2 separate regions of the Homo sapiens genome follow, and region 1 is linked to region 2. The links are chromatin loops, found by intact Hi-C in ENCODE. Cell type or tissue: HepG2. All regions are shown on one strand. Each heading gives the region's core, and the rest is flanking DNA. Links, peaks and the distances in the headings are about the cores only.

Region 1 (8,763 bases), core at 50-8,049, 90 kb before region 2:
AGGTGTTTGGATTGACCTGAAACAAATATTGAATGTATAGATGCATATATATCTATGTCTTCCACTAACAGGAAATATGTCTTCTTTTCAAACAATCATAAAACATTTGTAAATATTGTTTCAAGAATGGACAAACAAATCAACAGAACAATAGAGACCATCTTAAGGCCAAAAAACTAAATGAAACCATTTTATATATAAATGTGTATATATTTGTATATATGTATATATATAATATAAATATATTTGTATAAAATATATTTATGTTATATATACATATATGCATATATAATATAAATATATATACATTAATAAAATATATAAATAAATACATATTATATATGAATTATATATAATTAATATATAATATATTAAATTATAATTAAACTATATTATATATTAATTATATGTAATTTATATAAATAATAATATATAAATAAAATATATATACATATATACATGAATGAATCATTACAAACTAATGCATGCAGATGAATTATCCAAATGTTCTGAGGAAATTATACTTTTGAGGAACAGATTAAGTTGGGTTGCAATTTTATAATGCCATCCATGAAAATAAATTTAATAAAAAAATAAAAGCAGAAAACAAATGTAAATTGGCAACTGTTTAACTGATCTCAGAATTATCAGAATGGATAAGAGCTTTCTAAACTGGGAAAAAAATGAAATTCCTCATTAGGAAATTCTAAACTTACCTATGTAAAATTTGAAGATCTCTGAAGAGCAAAGCCTCTGCAGAAAATTGTAAGACAATTCAAACTGAGAATATTATTTATATCCATGCTGACTGATATTTAATAATATTTTCTATATTAAAAACTTACTCAAACTCATAAAGGAGACACTAAAACTTAGACTGAAAATAGACATGAATACAAAATTCACAGAAGATGGCATATAAATTGTTAATAAGATATGAAATAAAATATTCAAGTTATTAATAAATAGAGATACCAGTTAAAACAGACAATACGATGTTTTCTAAGTTGTCCTTTTTTAAAAGATAATATTTAGTGCTGCCATGAGTGTATTGAGAAAAGTCTCTCACACACACCTGGTGGGAAAGATAAACTGGTATAAACTTTCTGGAAAATAATCAGACAACATGAACAAAAATTAACAAATATATTGCTATTTAACCCAAAGGAAATAGGCAGAAATAAGAATAAAGATGTATATTGAAAGAATTTCATAATAGGTTGTAAATAAAAACAAATATTGGATACAACCTAACTTTGAATAATAGAAAAATAATTAAACAAATAATTTTTGAAGAATTTGCATGTGATTAACACGCAAATGTTTTAATGTAACATTAGGTGGAAAAGTATATGTATTCATATATTTCAACTCAGACAAATTCTAAACCACATTAAAAAACACAAAGAAAATAAAACAATGTAATTAACTACCTTAATTATATTTAGGTAGTACAATTACAAAAGTTGTACTTTCTCCTAAAAATGGCTCAATATTTTCTAAATTTTGTAATGCACATGTATTATTAAAAGTTTTTAAAAGTACTCTTTGAGCACTGACTATATTTTTTAATAGTTTGGAAATATCTCTTGAAAACACTTAAAATATAGCTTTATATCACAATGAGCCTGGCACTGCTGTCACAGCACAGAGTTCAGATCTGAAGTATCTATTGCAAGACTGTTAGAGACAGGCAGAAGGGCAATGAATTTTCCTGCACCTGAGAAGCACACAGTCTAGCAAAGACACAGACAAGGAAGTCGACTACTAGAATAGAAACTGCTAAATGCTATAACTGAGACACTCAGGTGGAAGCACAGTCAAAAAACAGTTTAATTCAACAGCGAAGACATGGAATCAACCTAAATGCCCATCAGTGATAAACTGATGTGGTATGTATACACCATGGAATACTATGCAGCCATAAAAAAGAATGAGATCATGTCCTTTGCAGGGCTGGAGGCTATTATTCTCAGCAAACTAATACAAAAACAAAAACCAAAATTCCACATGTTCTACTTATAAGTGGGACCTAAATGATGAGAACACATGGACACATAGAAGGGGACAACACTCACTGGGGTCTATCAGAGGGTGGAGGGTGGGAGCAAGAAGAGGATCAGGAAAAATAACTAATGGGTACTAGGTTGCATACCTGGGTGATGAAATAATCTGTACAACAAACCACCATGACACAAGTTTACCTATGTAACAAACCTGCACATGTACCCCTGAACTTAATAGAAGTTTTTTTTTTACATGAATTCACCCCAGAGGAAGGAGGGTGCATGACTGGAAAAATTTCCGAGGAGAAGTTAACATCTGATCTGACTCGTTCTTCTCTTCTCCCCCCTCACTCTTTCTTTTCTTCTCAAAGTAGGTTAGAGACAGAGGAGGCACAGTAAAGAGATAGAGCTTTTAAAATAGGGAAACAAAGTCATGTTATGAGGGGTTGTTAAAATCAGCTGGAGTAGGGATTATTTATTTTTATTATCTCAACTCTGAGAACTCTGAAAATCTAAGGCCCCTTCCTGATACATAGAGGGGGGAAATACCACCCTGATAGAACTAGAAATGGGAAGTGTTGAGGATTCTGCTGTGTCTCAGGCATGGAATTTAGATCCTGGGGGCGGGATGTAGCAGAGAGAGATTCTTCAAGAAAAGACAAGCTGCACAGCTGCAAGGAGTGAATTGTGAGACTGACAACTTCCAGAAGTCACTCTTTTCCGGGAGCAGGAGCTAGCCAATGACTGAACAGTGATTCACAGGGCCGGCTATTTCCACCCAATGTGTACTCCTCTGGAGAGCAGTCATGGCTCCTGACCTCCCTGTTGGGCTCCATCAGATGGCATCGCAATCTGATGATTTCCCCACCCATTTCTGCGTTCTTCACTCTTGCACTCCTACTCAGTCTCTATATTTGCTTCTCAGAGAACCCAATGATCACAGGCAAGGTAAGTCCAAAAAGTCCAGAGAAGTGCAGGCAAAGAAGAGAAGAGAAAAGAAACAGAACCAGAGAAAAAAAGAGAAATGTTGGCCTCTCATGAGATGAACTTGGCCAATAGTAATATAATTTTCTTTCTGGAAATGTTATGTTAGCTGTTGCAGGCTTTACTAAGAAGCACACAAGAGACATGCAGTGAGGTTACAGCACGTATAGCAATCAGGAGGAATGAGACCTTTAGAGAACTGGCACCACCTGGTTGGTTTGGATGAATAAAAAAAAATGTACATTGGGACACAACAAAAATTTGGCCTGGAGACTTAGGAGCCAGACCATGGGGAATGCTGTATCCTATGTCAAGTAAATGAGTACATTTCCTTACAACTTTCTTAAATGCCTTCTTTTTGACCTCCATTATTACTATAATCCTATGCAAGGACAATGGAATTACATAAAAATCCTCAGTGAAATTTATTAATACAATACTTTCAGTGAATATTGGAAACAAAATCAAATATCAGAGAGGAAGCATGCATTTTCCTGCTAGAACATCCACTTATCCTTGTGTCTGGCAGGCTATTAACTCCAATTATAACAAAACAGGTGGCAATTTGAGCACATATAAGATTTAGTTAAGATATGTGTTTAAAGGTTTTTATCACCAGTGTGCTCTCAGACGATAACAATTTCTCTGTGATGTGGTGTCTCCCAGATCAAAGTTTCCAGATGTCTTTACAAAACTGTAGGGAACCATCTATCCAGAGAGCTCTTCTTTCCTGTGACATAAGTTTGCCTTTCAGACATGTCACAATCACTTAACCATGACTCACAACCACTTTGTGTGGACACCTACATGAAATTGATTGTTGTTTACAAGGCTTTGGAACTAGGCTAGTTCCTCGTGGCCTTTGCTTCACTGTTATCTATCACACAATGACAAGACAGTAAGTACATAAATTCATTTTGTTTCAAGTGTTACAAAGAACAAAAGAGGCCAAATAGCCCATAAGGTAGTCTCCTAAATGGATATTTTCCGGTGATATCCCATGGCCCTCACTGGTTGACACTGCCCTATAAAACATTCCTACAGCAGATGTCTGTGTCTGTGGTAATGACCCAGATGGGCTCAGGTTGAGAATTGCTTGAAAGCAGGGGTTTTGTCTTATTATTCTTTGCGTCTGTAGTGCCTAGAGTGACCAGTAGATGGAAATTGTTGGTTCGCATTTCAGCTTTGCAAATCAGGAATATGTTCTCTAAAAGCTGTGACATTGCTCCAGTGATTGAGCTAGAAATGGAACTAAAACGGAGGGAAAGAGCTTAGTAAATTTTTTCTTAAACTTTTTTTATTAAAGTCCTTTATGAAGTAAATGGCCCATGAGAATCCATCCTCAGTAACTTTCTCTCATCCAGTCGTACGTGGCTGACTTCTGCAAAGCCTGATGTGCCATTGCCTAGCAAGAACTCCACAAAGTATGGGGAGCTACCAGCTGTAAATATACTGCACTTCCCTAGAATTAATTTCTATGACACTAATGAAAGTTTTGCAATTGTGCATATTGACTACCAAACAGACTTAAAATGTCAACTTTTTATTTATGTTCTATCAAAGCAATTCTATAGCATGCTTTTTTGCCTCCATCAGGATTATCATAAATTAAACCAGTATGAATGATGAAAAATAAATTTTAAAAAAGAAAACTGATATGAATAAGCTTAAACAAAAGTGCCAATAACAAAACAACGAAAAATGTAAATGCCACTTGATTCGCCTTTCCTTCGTGTCCCTGCCCTCTCCTTTTCTTTTCCCCAAAGGGTTCTATAAACTATACTGAACAGACTAATGCTCTAAGGCCCTGACTCCTGCTCCTCGGGAGCTTGATCATAAATTACGGTTGTACAAATTTGTAAAAGGCTTCATCTGTAAGCTTAGCTAAAGCACACATGTAAAAAAATTTTTAAATAACAATAATTTTTTAGAAGGAGATATAAACAAATGAAGAACTTAACCATCTAAGGAAATCACAAAATGAATAGATTGTTCAATATTTTCCTTCACATTCCTTAACAACATTACAGTTGACCAGAAACATGTATGCTATCATTCACCAAAATGCAGAACGGAAATCTAGTTTAATTTGAAGCAGACAGGTTAAAAGGCAACGCTTTATTGGAGAAATTTTCATGTTAAAATTAATAAGAATTGGATAAAAATTGTGAAATAAACTAGCTTGCCTTTGACATCTTCCCCAATTCAAGGAAGAACATTTTCCTACCATTTGTATTTCCTCTTGCCCCTCTCACCGCCTAGATTTATTTTTTGTTCCCTTAATGAATTATTATGTTTGTATTACTAAAATAATATCTATTTTTAGGCAGCATTTAACCTCAGAAAGTGCTGTGTATCTCTTTATGATATCACCTACCAAATATATTGGCATGTTTATATAACTCTCTCTCCAAAATATAAATTCTTCCAGCCAGAAACTTTGAGCCTTCAGTGCCTTCTTAGTAAATGGCATATATTAGGGACTCAATATTTATTTCTTATTAAAATAAACAAAACATATCCACAAGTTCACCACTCAGAGTTATTTTCTTTTATATTTTTCTATATTTATTTCCAATGTTTTTATTTTATTGTTTCTGGATCATTTTTTAGGTTGGAAAATAATACAAAAAAATTTTTTTGGATAAGAAAATTCTAACATTCAAAAAGCCCTTCAGGATCAAACAAATAAATCTTAAGTGGTAGAAATGAAGATGGATGTTCCAGAAAGCCAGAGAACATACCATCATTGCCCACATTATGATACCTGCTACTCCACTTCTTTGTAATGTTAACCCTCTGCTGTTAAGGAACCAACATTTTTTCTATAAGAGATAAAAGATATACCAATAAAATAAACTCAGGAAGAACCATGAAATATTAAATATAAGTTGGAAATTTCAGTGTGAGCTCACCATTTTGTTGTATGGTTTTCTAGCTCTAATTTCTAATGAATATAGAAATGATGATATCTCTGTAGCAATGAGCACATCTTGTGCCCAGGTCTTGTATTCTAACCACCATTCTTCACTGAAAGAAACCACAGGAACTTAAAAAAATATTTATTTCATGTTTGAGTCTGGGAAAATACAAACTGAATTTGAGAAATCTTGTTGCACTAGAAAAAAATAGAAGTGCTCAAAGACTATTTAGGTTGTATTAATGATTTATTGCTACATAAGAAATTACTCCCAAACTTAGGGGCTTAAAACAATAAACATTTATTATCTCACAGTTCTGTGGATCAGAAATAGGAGAGTGGCTTAACTGGCTGGATCCTCTGACTCAGTCTGTAACAAGACTGCAATGAAGTTGTCAGGCAGGCTGCAGCTCTCTGCAGGCTCAACTGAAAGAGGATCTGCTTATAAGCTCACTCCCGGCTGTGGACAATATTTGCTTCCTCATGGCTGTTGGACTGAAAATTTAAGTTACTAATCAGCTATTGATCAAAGGCCTCTTTTATCTTCCAGCCACATGGACTTCCTCATAGGGAAGCTTACAATATGGCACCTCACTTTCATTATGGAGAGCAAGCAAGAGAGTAAGAGAAGGTAAGCAAGACAGAAGCCACAGGCTTTTTATGACCTAACATCAGACATTACATACTATTCACTTTTGCCCTGTCTTCTTTTGGTAGAAGTGAATCACTAGGTCCAGCCCACCCTCAAGGAGAGGAATTATGTAAGGTCATGAATACCAAGAAGCAGGGATTATCCAAAACCATTCTAGAGGCTGCCTATCACATGGATCATGTCAAAGATCAAAGGAACAGCTTGAATGGGCTCCAATTGAGTTGACCATTTAGGGAAATTTGACCATCTATAAGAATAAATATAATAATTTATTATGATATAATAGATTTTAAAAATCCATGAGTCCATACTGATTTTTAAAAAGTGGGAAGCAGAGAATTACATTCTTATTTATAAAAGAATTCCAGCTAATAAATGTAGAAGAAATGATAGAATTAGAGAATCATCATTTTATAACCCCCAAATGTAATAAAGGATTCAGACAAGGATTACTGCAAGGAGTTAAAACCATTAGGTCGAATGTAGTTGTGTAGCATGATAGTCATATAGTGCCAAAATATCATCTAACATTGAATATTAATTAACAATAGCAAAAATGTTTTGCCTTTTTCAGTAGCAATTCTGACGATTAGCACTCAGCCAATCACTAATAGTTGGATAACTTTATATTATATGCTCCCTGATATAATGTAATACAAAGTATACATCATCTGTAAAATCTTTTTGTCACAAATGTTTAAATTTAATCTTATCAGGTTTTTCAACAAACATTCAATTTACAGGAAATATAGGAGATGGAAGAATAAGTTAAATAATGTCATGAGGAAGTAATCAGAAAAATCTAGAATATGTGAAATTCTAAGAGAAAATTGTCATAGACTTCAAAATGCTCTGCCATGGAAAAAAAAAATTTTTTAAATGAATGACTGTTCTAGATAAGACTAAAGAGCAATGAAAAACAAATGTAATATGTGAGCCCTGATTGGATTGTGCACAAAGTAAAAAAGAAATTGTTTAAGTTTCAGGAGGATGCAATTCAAAGACAGCGCAGACACATAGTACTAAGATATAAAATAAGGTTTATTGAGTGAAAGACTTGAAGCAGAGTGCATGCATTCCCCATAACTCTTATAATCTCACAATTTAGACTGGACATACATGACCTCTGAGTGCCTGGCTAATGTTCCAGTAGAGAGAGTCCCTTTCTCATTGATAAGGTTCTATATATTTATAGGATGTAGCCCAGGCAGGGATAATCTATGCAACCATGCAACACTGGAAGCTCATAGGTTGAGAAATGGTCTCAGTAGAAATACGAAACCTCCAGAGTCCAGTGGCTGGTATTAGCCTCTTATTCCATGGAGCTAACTTAGACTTGCTGAGAAGTGCTCTGTAAAGCTATTGAAAAGAACCCCCAAGACCATCATGGAACTCTTATCAGGGAAAAATTGGAGAAATTTTAAAATGAACTGGATAGTAAATAAATTGCTGAATGACTGTACATTTCCTTAAGTGTGATAATGATTTTGTGGTTAGGTATGAAAAAGCCCTTTGTTCTTAGAAAGTACATGATGAAGGATCCAGAAGTCAAGTGTCATGATGTCTGCAACTTATTTTCAAATAGCTTTTTTTTTAAGTAAATGTGTGCCAAGAGAGACAAAGGAAATTTGGAGTTTTCTTTTAAATAAAACGTTAGGGAGAAATGAGGACTGTCTTGACTCTTCAGTAAAGTAGAAGTAAATTTACAAACATTATGAAAATATGTTTTCTAGTTCTTCTCTGATTAAAAAACAACATAATGTAGACTGTCTCAGAGGCTAGACTGTTGGCTGCAAATAATTGACCTTTGGAAGCCAGATTAAATTATTCAAGACAATTTTGTTCCTAGAACAGTGAAAGGAGGACATGAAAAATAATATGCTCATGGGAAAAATTTATCTAGGTCCTTTTGAATCTCTTCTTGTGTCTAATTTAAAATTTATCTTTATACATGGTTGGCATATTGGCTATTTCATTGAGCAGACTGTGACACTGATCCAGCCAAATTGGAAACAAAATTTGTTGTCATTTAAAATTATTTCTCTTAACTATAATAATGTGTATTCCTTAATAAAATATCTGTTACTTTCTACTTATTGCTAAGCTATCATTTGTTAAAATACAGCTTTTTGTTAAACAACAGTAAGATGCTGACCCAAGAAACACATTAAGGGAATAAAAGAAAAATATTTCATTTGCTA
Region 2 (8,763 bases), core at 560-8,559:
GAAAAAGAAATGTTTCCAGATTATTTAAATCAAATTTTTCTCTATAACAGGCTTTTTGTGTTTGCATTGCCATCCCTCTGGTTTATTCTTTCTACAGTCTTCAAAATCTCATTATCACTTAAATAGACAAATCATAACGAAAATTAAATATTTATCTAACTTTTCAGATTAGTGATATTTGAAAAAATTTAAAAATAAATATAGAGTAATAGGACAATGAGAAAAATTGAAAAATAATATATGTAACCAGTAAGTCATACCAAAATATTTCCTGTGCATAATTTTAAAATATAATTTATATTCAAATGTTTAAAAAGTATCTTTTGCAGAATATTAATAACAATAGTAATAGAATAAATAAACTATGTCCCAATTGAATGAGATTTTACTTTGTGTCAATAGAAATTAATTGATAAGGGATTTACAGAAAAAAAAGAAACTGATATTTCAAGGGGAAAAAATATAGCAAAAAAAATGAGCTATCATGTAGTTATTCTTGCAAACCATGGATGCCATTCCCAACTTCACTTCTAATCTTTGAACTACAAGTATAATTCCATGCTCAACACTTGCGATGTCGGTCTTTTCTGTGAGAACCTGAGCTCTGTGAGAGCAGGAACTGTTTGTTCACCACAATATCCTCAGGACATTACAGGGCCTGACATTTATTAGGCACTCAATAAACATTTGATTGATGAATATAAAGCCCAACATTTAGGTTCCACACTTCAGTATCTAAAGTCTAGGATCATCATAGAGTTCATTCTACTAACAAGAGTGCTCACTTTAATACTAATTATAACCCACTATTTATTGCAAATTGTTTTTCCCTGCAGAAGAATGTCTAAGTCAATCTTCATTGTGTATCTTTGCATTTCATGGTTTGCTTGCATGAGTCTTCCTCCTATATTACCTTAAATCATACCAAAATAAAATTCCTATTTTTCATATTTTTGACAGTTTTTCTTTTTTTAATTTTCAAATTCCCTATTCCAAGAAGCAAGATTTTTAATATTTTTAAGAGGGAGAAAATAATATAATGTTCAAAGACATCACAGCTATCTGAGTATATGTATAACTAAAAATAATTTTTTTTTCTCAAAATATCAAGTAATTGTTGTTCTATACAGTCTAATGTTTTAGTACTGGAAATACCCAGAGAGACTCTTAATCCACTGGGTTAGTGAGAGATCTATGAATAGCTCTTATTCATCAGTCTCAAACAGGATAATTGACTGCAGAGCCCAAGACAATAAAAGTTTGTAAGAGGATGTGGCAAGGTGGTAAAGGAAGTAACTTAAGATATTCACAGACCTTGTGAATAGCAGATTTTTGAGAGGAAAAAAAACACCCTTGTAGGTTCCTTGGATAATCTCTTAAACATACAAATAAGTGACTAAGAGAAAATCAATTTAGCAATGGATGAGGCATTTTTCTGTGGCATTTTGGGGTCATGTTAAAACTGGTGAGAATTAAACCTAAGTCTCAAGGGTCTCATCTACAAAGATAGGAATAAATGAAGAAGAGACCAAGTGACTGAGAAGACTAGTGGGTTGGGATTTTAATCGCTGGCACCATGTAAGATTTCCTTTTGCTCTGTCATGCCATGAAGGGATTAAATTACTTCTGTTTGTGAATTTCACAGGCTCCAGGTGGATTTTAATGGATTTCAGATGATTTTATTACAGTGCTGAGAAAATAATCCACATTACTGAAAGCATAAAACCAAATGGACAGTTTTTGCAACGTATTTCCATTCATTCATAAACTACTATGACAATACTACTCATTGTATCTCCCAAAATCTCACATAAAAATGATTACTCATGGCAAAATTATATTGACAAATTAATAATACAAGCTATTTACCTTTATAAAAAAATATATTACTTTTTAAATTTGATCAACTTCTAAATGGAATATCAAAGAAATGTATCAATATACTACTGTGGAAGAAAATAACTGCATTTTAAGTTACCAAAAACCAAATTATGAATAAAAAGATTTTCAACTGACATTGCTAGTTTCAGGGGAAAAAAAATTCAAGTTTCTACATATATAAATTTGAGCATATAAAAATTCAAGTTTCTACATACATAAATGTGAGTATATAAAAATGGTGCTTACAAGAGTAATCGCCTCATTTGTGGGCTTGTTTTGAAGACAACTGTGTATATGCAGCCAGATTCTATAGACTTCTGATGGATTCATTAATAATTATTGGATGCTAACATGTGCCATTTACTATGTTAATTTTTGCAGTAATATGAGACATGCTCTTGCACTTCATCTGCTGGAAGGGAAAGGCGAGAGTGATAAACAGGCAATGACAATACAGGACTATAGTGTTATAGAAGTTAGGCAAGAGTTAAATGCAGGGCACTGTGGGAGCGCATTGAAGAGTGCCTGGCCAAGAAGAGTTAGGGATACGGAGAGACTGGAAGTTCAACAAGGTTTCCTGGAAAGGCTTCCTGGTAGAAGAAAGAGAGGGGCTACTTACAGAGAAGTTCACATTTCTTGCCCTTCAATCTTCAAATTAAATCAAATGGACTCAATTTGGACTAAAATGACAATGCCAGGTTGACACATTTAATGAAAGCACCATTATAACCAAGGTTATCAGTGTTTGCTGCATTTTCAAGTTTCTCAAGAAAAGTTAGTTACTCTTCCTTAAAAATGTGACTTAATACGAAGAAAACGATTAATCTGATGAAGTCACGATGGTAACAAAGAAGGAATAATTATTACAATTTTTAAATGGTCATTTAAAACTACCAGCTGTGAAAACATATTTTAAAATATTTATTGTATAATCTGCAACCATTAGTTTTTCATTAAAAAAGGGGATCAAATTAATTACTGCTATACATGAGATATTTTTAATATTTTCTTCACGAAACTAATCACACATTCATTGTTTTTTATTTTTTAAGTCATTCTAATATTCTCACCAATGTCATTACATACATACAATATATATTTTATATATATATATATACTTTAAAACATAAAAATATAGCAAAGTGGTAGTTATCCACTACACCAAAATATGCCTTCTGAGATTTGCATGCATTTTAGTTTTTGTTTGAAACAGTAACGCTTTGGGATTTCAGTTTAGTAATTAAAAGGAACAAAGATGATATTTTCCAGTATTTATGCTGTGCTCTTTCAAAACTACAAGAAAAATGAGCAAGCAGCTTGCTCATAACCAGAAATGTTGACAAGATTAATTCTTATCTCTGAAGCTTAATTAAGCATCTTAATTAAACCACCACATAACAATGAATTAAGAAATATATATGACAGGATAGGTTTTATGCACATTGGAGAGTATCTCAACAGTGGTTTAGAATGACTCCAAACTTTGTAACCTAAAATTTTAGAATTAAAAAACATTGCCTTTATTAGAAATATAATTAAAATTAATTGAGTTATCTTAAGCAATGCTCACAGCATTGACTGAAACACAAAGAAGACAGAAAATATAGAAAACAACTATTTCTCATAAACAGAGTTCACATGGAATCCTAATAAAAAGATTAAGTCAATGTATTGTTAGCCATCCTAAAATATTAGATAAATATAAAAATTGATTTCTAAAATTGATCCTAGGATTGTAAAGCATACATATACAAATATGAAAAAAACAGAGAAATAGAAAACACCAAAAAGATTTAGCAACTATATATTAAGAAAAAATGAGTAACAGCAAATTCTTTTGAATAAATATAAGAGGGAGAAAGGGATAAGGGAAGGATATGGAAGCTTCTTCATTTTAAAAATCAAACTAGACAACAGATTGCCAAAGAAAATGTTTCTTTGGGATCACAAAACAACTCTAAAACATTGCTAAGGTATATCTGAAAGACATGTTTGTTTGTTTATGTATTATCTCATATCTAAAAGGAAAGTAAGAAAGGTAAATATGGTAGCTGTGGAAAGGGAGGTTTCAAGTACAATTAATGGAAGACATTCACCATGAACATTACGTTATCAACTATCATCACTATCACCAAAAATGACACCATGCAAGATTTAAAGAGGAAAACAAAATAAGAATGACTGCTGAGGATTCTTAAGTTAGGCTATTATTTTCAGAAATATGATCCAAAAAATCAGAGATTTTGTGTTAACTTTTCCTTAATTCTTTCACATTTAAAAATATGATGCCTAAGTTTACATTTCAAGCAGATTATAAATCAAAGTTTTGGGGAAAAGGAAAGTTCTAAGACTGTAAACAAGCACCAATATCCAAATGCTGGTATCATACTCACTATCAAAACTTTGCAAAGAGCTCCATCTTCAGGTCTTTCACAATATGCTGAGCTTAGTTATAAAGGTATCTATTCTTTTCCCTCATAGACTGTAGTATGTCTTATGTAATCAAGTTATTGCTCAAACATTTCTATTCCTGAGGATGCACCAATGGGAGAGCATTTGTTCCATGGTTATTCCCTGAGGCTAATTCTAAAGAAGGAGGGCTAAAGGCAAAAGACTTCTTCATTTTCTAGGTTTAGAAGCAACTACATTATTATATTTTTCTCATCTTCCAATATTTTCCTCATCTTCCAGTTTCTCAAATTTTTTATTAAAGTTCTTAAATACAACATTTACAAGCTGTGACTAAAGCAAAATAGGGGGATTTGAGCAATTTTCTTCCTACTAAGTAATTATTCTTTCTCTACTTGTTTACCCGTGCTTATTAATGTCAGAGATAGTGATCACATAAAAGAATCTGGAAGGAATTATACGGAACAAACTAATCTGATATATTTCAAAATCCTGACTTATTAATCTTAAGACTCTGCTGCAAGTTACTTGGCATCTTATCTCAAAGAATGACACGCGTCCCAGACAGACCTGCTTTCAGATATCACATGTCTAAAAATTACCATATTTATTCATTGAGGCAAGCAACTCCTGAAATAGAGGTATAAAAAGAAGAAGAGCCCAGACGCGATGGCTCATGCCTGTAATCCCAGCACTTTGGGAAGCAGAGGCGGGTGGATCACAAGGTCAGGAGATCGAGACCATCCTGACTAACACGGTGAAACTACTAAAATGTACTAAAAATACAAAAAAAAATTAGCCAGGTGTGGTGGCAGGCACCTTGGGAGGCTGAGGCAGGAGAATGGCATGAACCCAGGAGGCAGAGCTTGCAGTGAGCAGAGATCAGGCCACTGCATTCAACCTGGGCAATAGAGCGAGACTCTGTCTCAAAAAAAAAAAAAAAAAGAAAGGAAAGAAAGAAGAGGCTCCTCCAAAGCATTGATCTTCATACCAAACAGCAACATAGACAGATTTAGACAATCAAGCAAAAATATTTACACAGTTAAGCATGCAAATCTACTAATGACCATAAATTTTGACCATTAAAATTTCACATAAAGTTCTCTTAACATATTGTAATGGTTTGCATGGGGATATTTCCATATCATGATTACATGAGTAAAACACTCATTCAACAACAAGAAATATATCTGTCATGAAATATTAAGTAGTCTCCTCATACAGACAATTATGAAATTGCAGTATTGCAAGGCAGAGTAAGTATGTAAATTTCTACAAAGAAATGTGAAGACAATACCTGCACCAAGCCTCAGCTCCTCAGAACAACTCTAGCAAAAGGTCAGAAAAAGAACCACTGAATCTCAGGTTTGGAAAAACCATTAAAGATAATTTAATCCAACCGCACTTCTAAAGACAGATCGCTTCTAATGACCTAACAGGTTATCCACAAGTTGATAGCTCCCAACCACTCCCCTGAGCCTTTCCTTCTCCATCCTAACCAGTCACAGTTCGGTGATCCTTCTATATCTAATGATTTGAAGTCCTTCATCTTCTTGCTCCTTTCCTCTGGAGGAAGTATTATTTGATACATTTTTGAAAGTGTGATGCCGAGGACTGAATACAATCCTCTAGAAGTGACCTTCGCAGAGCTGGGAGGAGTGATCTAAAACCTTTGCACAGTAGATGATATATTTTTATCAATATAAGTTAGTTTTAAATTCATTTTAATCAGAAAAGGGGGTAAAGGAAAAGGAGGACACGAAGGGATTATTGCTTGCTAATCAAATGAGGATGTCTTCTATTCTTACATTCCTTTCTCTGCCATTGTTGTTTGCAAAAAGAAAACTGTAGCCATAAGTAGACTCTCTAGAAAACTGAATGTATCAAATCATAAATATGTTATTTATAAAGACAAATATATTTTTTCTTATGCTGAGCTATTACACTTTATGAGGAATTTTTATAAAATTTGGTGTGGTTTATTTAAAAACATAATAAAATGTTCTCATTTCTTTTGTCTAGAAAGAATTAGTGTTTGCTAAAGATTTACATGTAAAATATAACTTCTAAAATGGAAGGAGCTGACCTGATTTATAATTATATCAATACCATAAAACTAAACTAGAAGAAATAACTTAGAGTACCTCTGTTTATTGCTGAAAAAAAAGATTAAAACCAAACCAACCAAATCGTTTATTTGTTTCTTATCAGTGATAGCATAAACTGAATCCAACGAGACTCATGTATTAAACCTATAAAGCCAACAAAATAGATTGTACATACATATACACATTGTGCATACATATACACATATACATATATAGATATGGATCATGTAAATATGGATGAAAGGAGATATATATCTACTATAATATATATATATACACACATAAATACTTCCCTGTAATATTTTAGAAACAGGCTCTAATGCAAACAAAACACAAAATATAAAAGTGAAAGTCTTAGCCACTATCTTCTTTCCCTATATACTTTACATTCTACAACTCCAGAGTATTTTCCTTTACTGTGTTTAAATCACAGTTTGCTAATGTTAAAACAAATCTCTATATCTATATCTATATCTATAATCACTTCAAGATGTGGTTGAGGAACATTCTGCGTCTGCTGACATTGGAATCATTGAAGAAGCTGAAATTATTTCAGCCTAGTGTTAAGTGGCGGAAAGAACCACATAGCCCTCTCTTAATTGAGACATCAATCAATTTCTGGGCCTCCACCTTCCAGTGCATGTGCAGTGCAGATACTATATGGGCAGTACTTCAGACTCAAGAAAAAGGGAGGAGGTGGGGAGTGACAGGAGCACCCAAACAGCACACTACCTCCTGGAACAGAGCTCCCTAAATAACTAACTCTGCAATTTAAATGGGGGCTGTGCTGTGAATTCATATGAAATAAACTAAAACAGAGAATAAGTAAACATTGTCTTTTATGTAGTCTGAAAACACTAAGTAAATGTATTTGTTTAAACTAGTAGACTCAAGTTGCTGTGATTTCTGCATTAGTCTTCTGAAATTCCTTCATCAGCAGCCAAAATCCTTTTCAAATGTATGGGACCCGCTTAAGCCAAAGCTGTAAGTCAAATTGCTATTTGACCAGATTCAATACTATGGTTGTGATGTTATAACAAGAAATATACATGATTCCTGGCCAGAGCTCCTAAAATACTTTTAATTCCTAAATGATAACAGTAATGAAATTGAAAGGGTCATCTTTTCTTACTCATAAGAAGACTTCTTTAAACCCACCTGAGTTTATGTTAATGAGGGGACTTATGTCTCTAAAGATGGGGGAGCCTGATGACCCGAGGAGTCAACCATGTGATTGGAGGGTTGGAACATTCAGCCCCAGCTCCCAACCTTGATGGAATGGAGAGTGACTAGAGATTGACTTAATCATCAATGCCTGATCATTTAATCAATCATGCCTATATGGTGAGGCCTTCATAAACACCCAAAGGGACAGATTTGAAGAGTCCAGATTCCCAAACACATGGTGATGCTGGGACGGTGTTGTGCCTAGAGAGAGTATGGAAGCTCCAAGCGCCTTCTCCCATTTCTTGCCCTATGCATCTCTCCCATCTGACTGTTCTTGAGTTGAATTATTTATAATAAACTGGTAATCTAGTAAGTAAACTGCTTTCCTGGGCTCTGTGAACCATTCTAGCAAATGGTTGAACCCAAGAAGGGGGTCATGAGAACCTTCAATTTATAGCTCTGCCATCAAAAGTACAGGTGACAATTTAGACTTCAACTGTCCTCTGAAGTGGGAGGCAGTCTTGTGGGACTGAGCCCTTAACCTAAAGCACTTGATGGTATCTCCAGGTAGATAGTGTCAGAACTGAGTTAAGTCGAAGAACATCAAGTTGATGACTGCAGAGAATTGGAGAAATGCTTACTATGTGGGGAGGAAATCCGCACTTTTGATCACAGAAATGTTCTGTGTTGAATGTGAGTATATAAAGAAAAAGTGTTTTTCCCATTCAATAGCATTTAAATAAACTAAGACATATAAAAAATTATAAGGCAATAAAAAGAGGAAGACAATAAGGCTTTTCAGTGGAAATAATTATATAAATTGTAATTTCACTAACCTAAAACATCCTTTCTCAATAAAAAACTTGAGGATTTTGTTTTATTAAATTTAATTTAGTCACTGAATATTTAAATTGAGGGAAGGAAATAATTTTTCATAATTGGTAATGAAACCATAAATGATTTTTGTACACTTTATAGAGTAATTTTAAAGATTTAATCAGTTATACAATGTTCAGCTACTTGATTTGGCACTATTATTTATCCAGACCTGACCAGAGTAAAATAATGGAATTTGGTCCATGCATGTTGTCTTAGTCTGTTCCATGCACCTCTATCAGAATACCACAGACTGGGTAATTTATAGAGAAAAGAAATTTATTTCTTATATTTCCAGAGGCTGGGAAGTTCAAGGTCAAGT

What was found. Hi-C counts contacts between places; a loop is a spot of excess contacts. Peaks named below come from ENCODE experiments on the same cell type or tissue, not always from the same donor. Only the 100,000 strongest peaks of a DNase experiment are listed, where the experiment ranks them.
Region 1: it touches region 2 in a loop (7-fold over the local background); 8 of 110 quality-filtered maps call a loop at or near these places.

The regions. Positions count from the first base shown.
Region 1 is chr4:111,843,766-111,852,528 of GRCh38, forward strand. The region is part of intron 1 of LINC02945 (long intergenic non-protein coding RNA 2945); the gene reads right to left. It overlaps LOC105377369 (a long non-coding RNA gene), which reads left to right and starts at 2,524. Exons shown (of 4, transcript XR_939077.3): 1 at 2,524-2,954; 2 at 6,461-6,541. In HepG2, for the core only: a CTCF peak has its summit at 4,152 (motif pointing right); no DNase peak of the experiment used is centred there.
Region 2 is chr4:111,933,248-111,942,010 of GRCh38, forward strand. The region is part of intron 1 of LINC02945 (long intergenic non-protein coding RNA 2945); the gene reads right to left. Among named protein-coding and RNA genes, the nearest start is that of LINC02945, 170 kb to the right of the region's middle. In HepG2, for the core only: a CTCF peak has its summit at 4,306 (motif pointing left); a DNase peak (open chromatin) is centred at 4,304.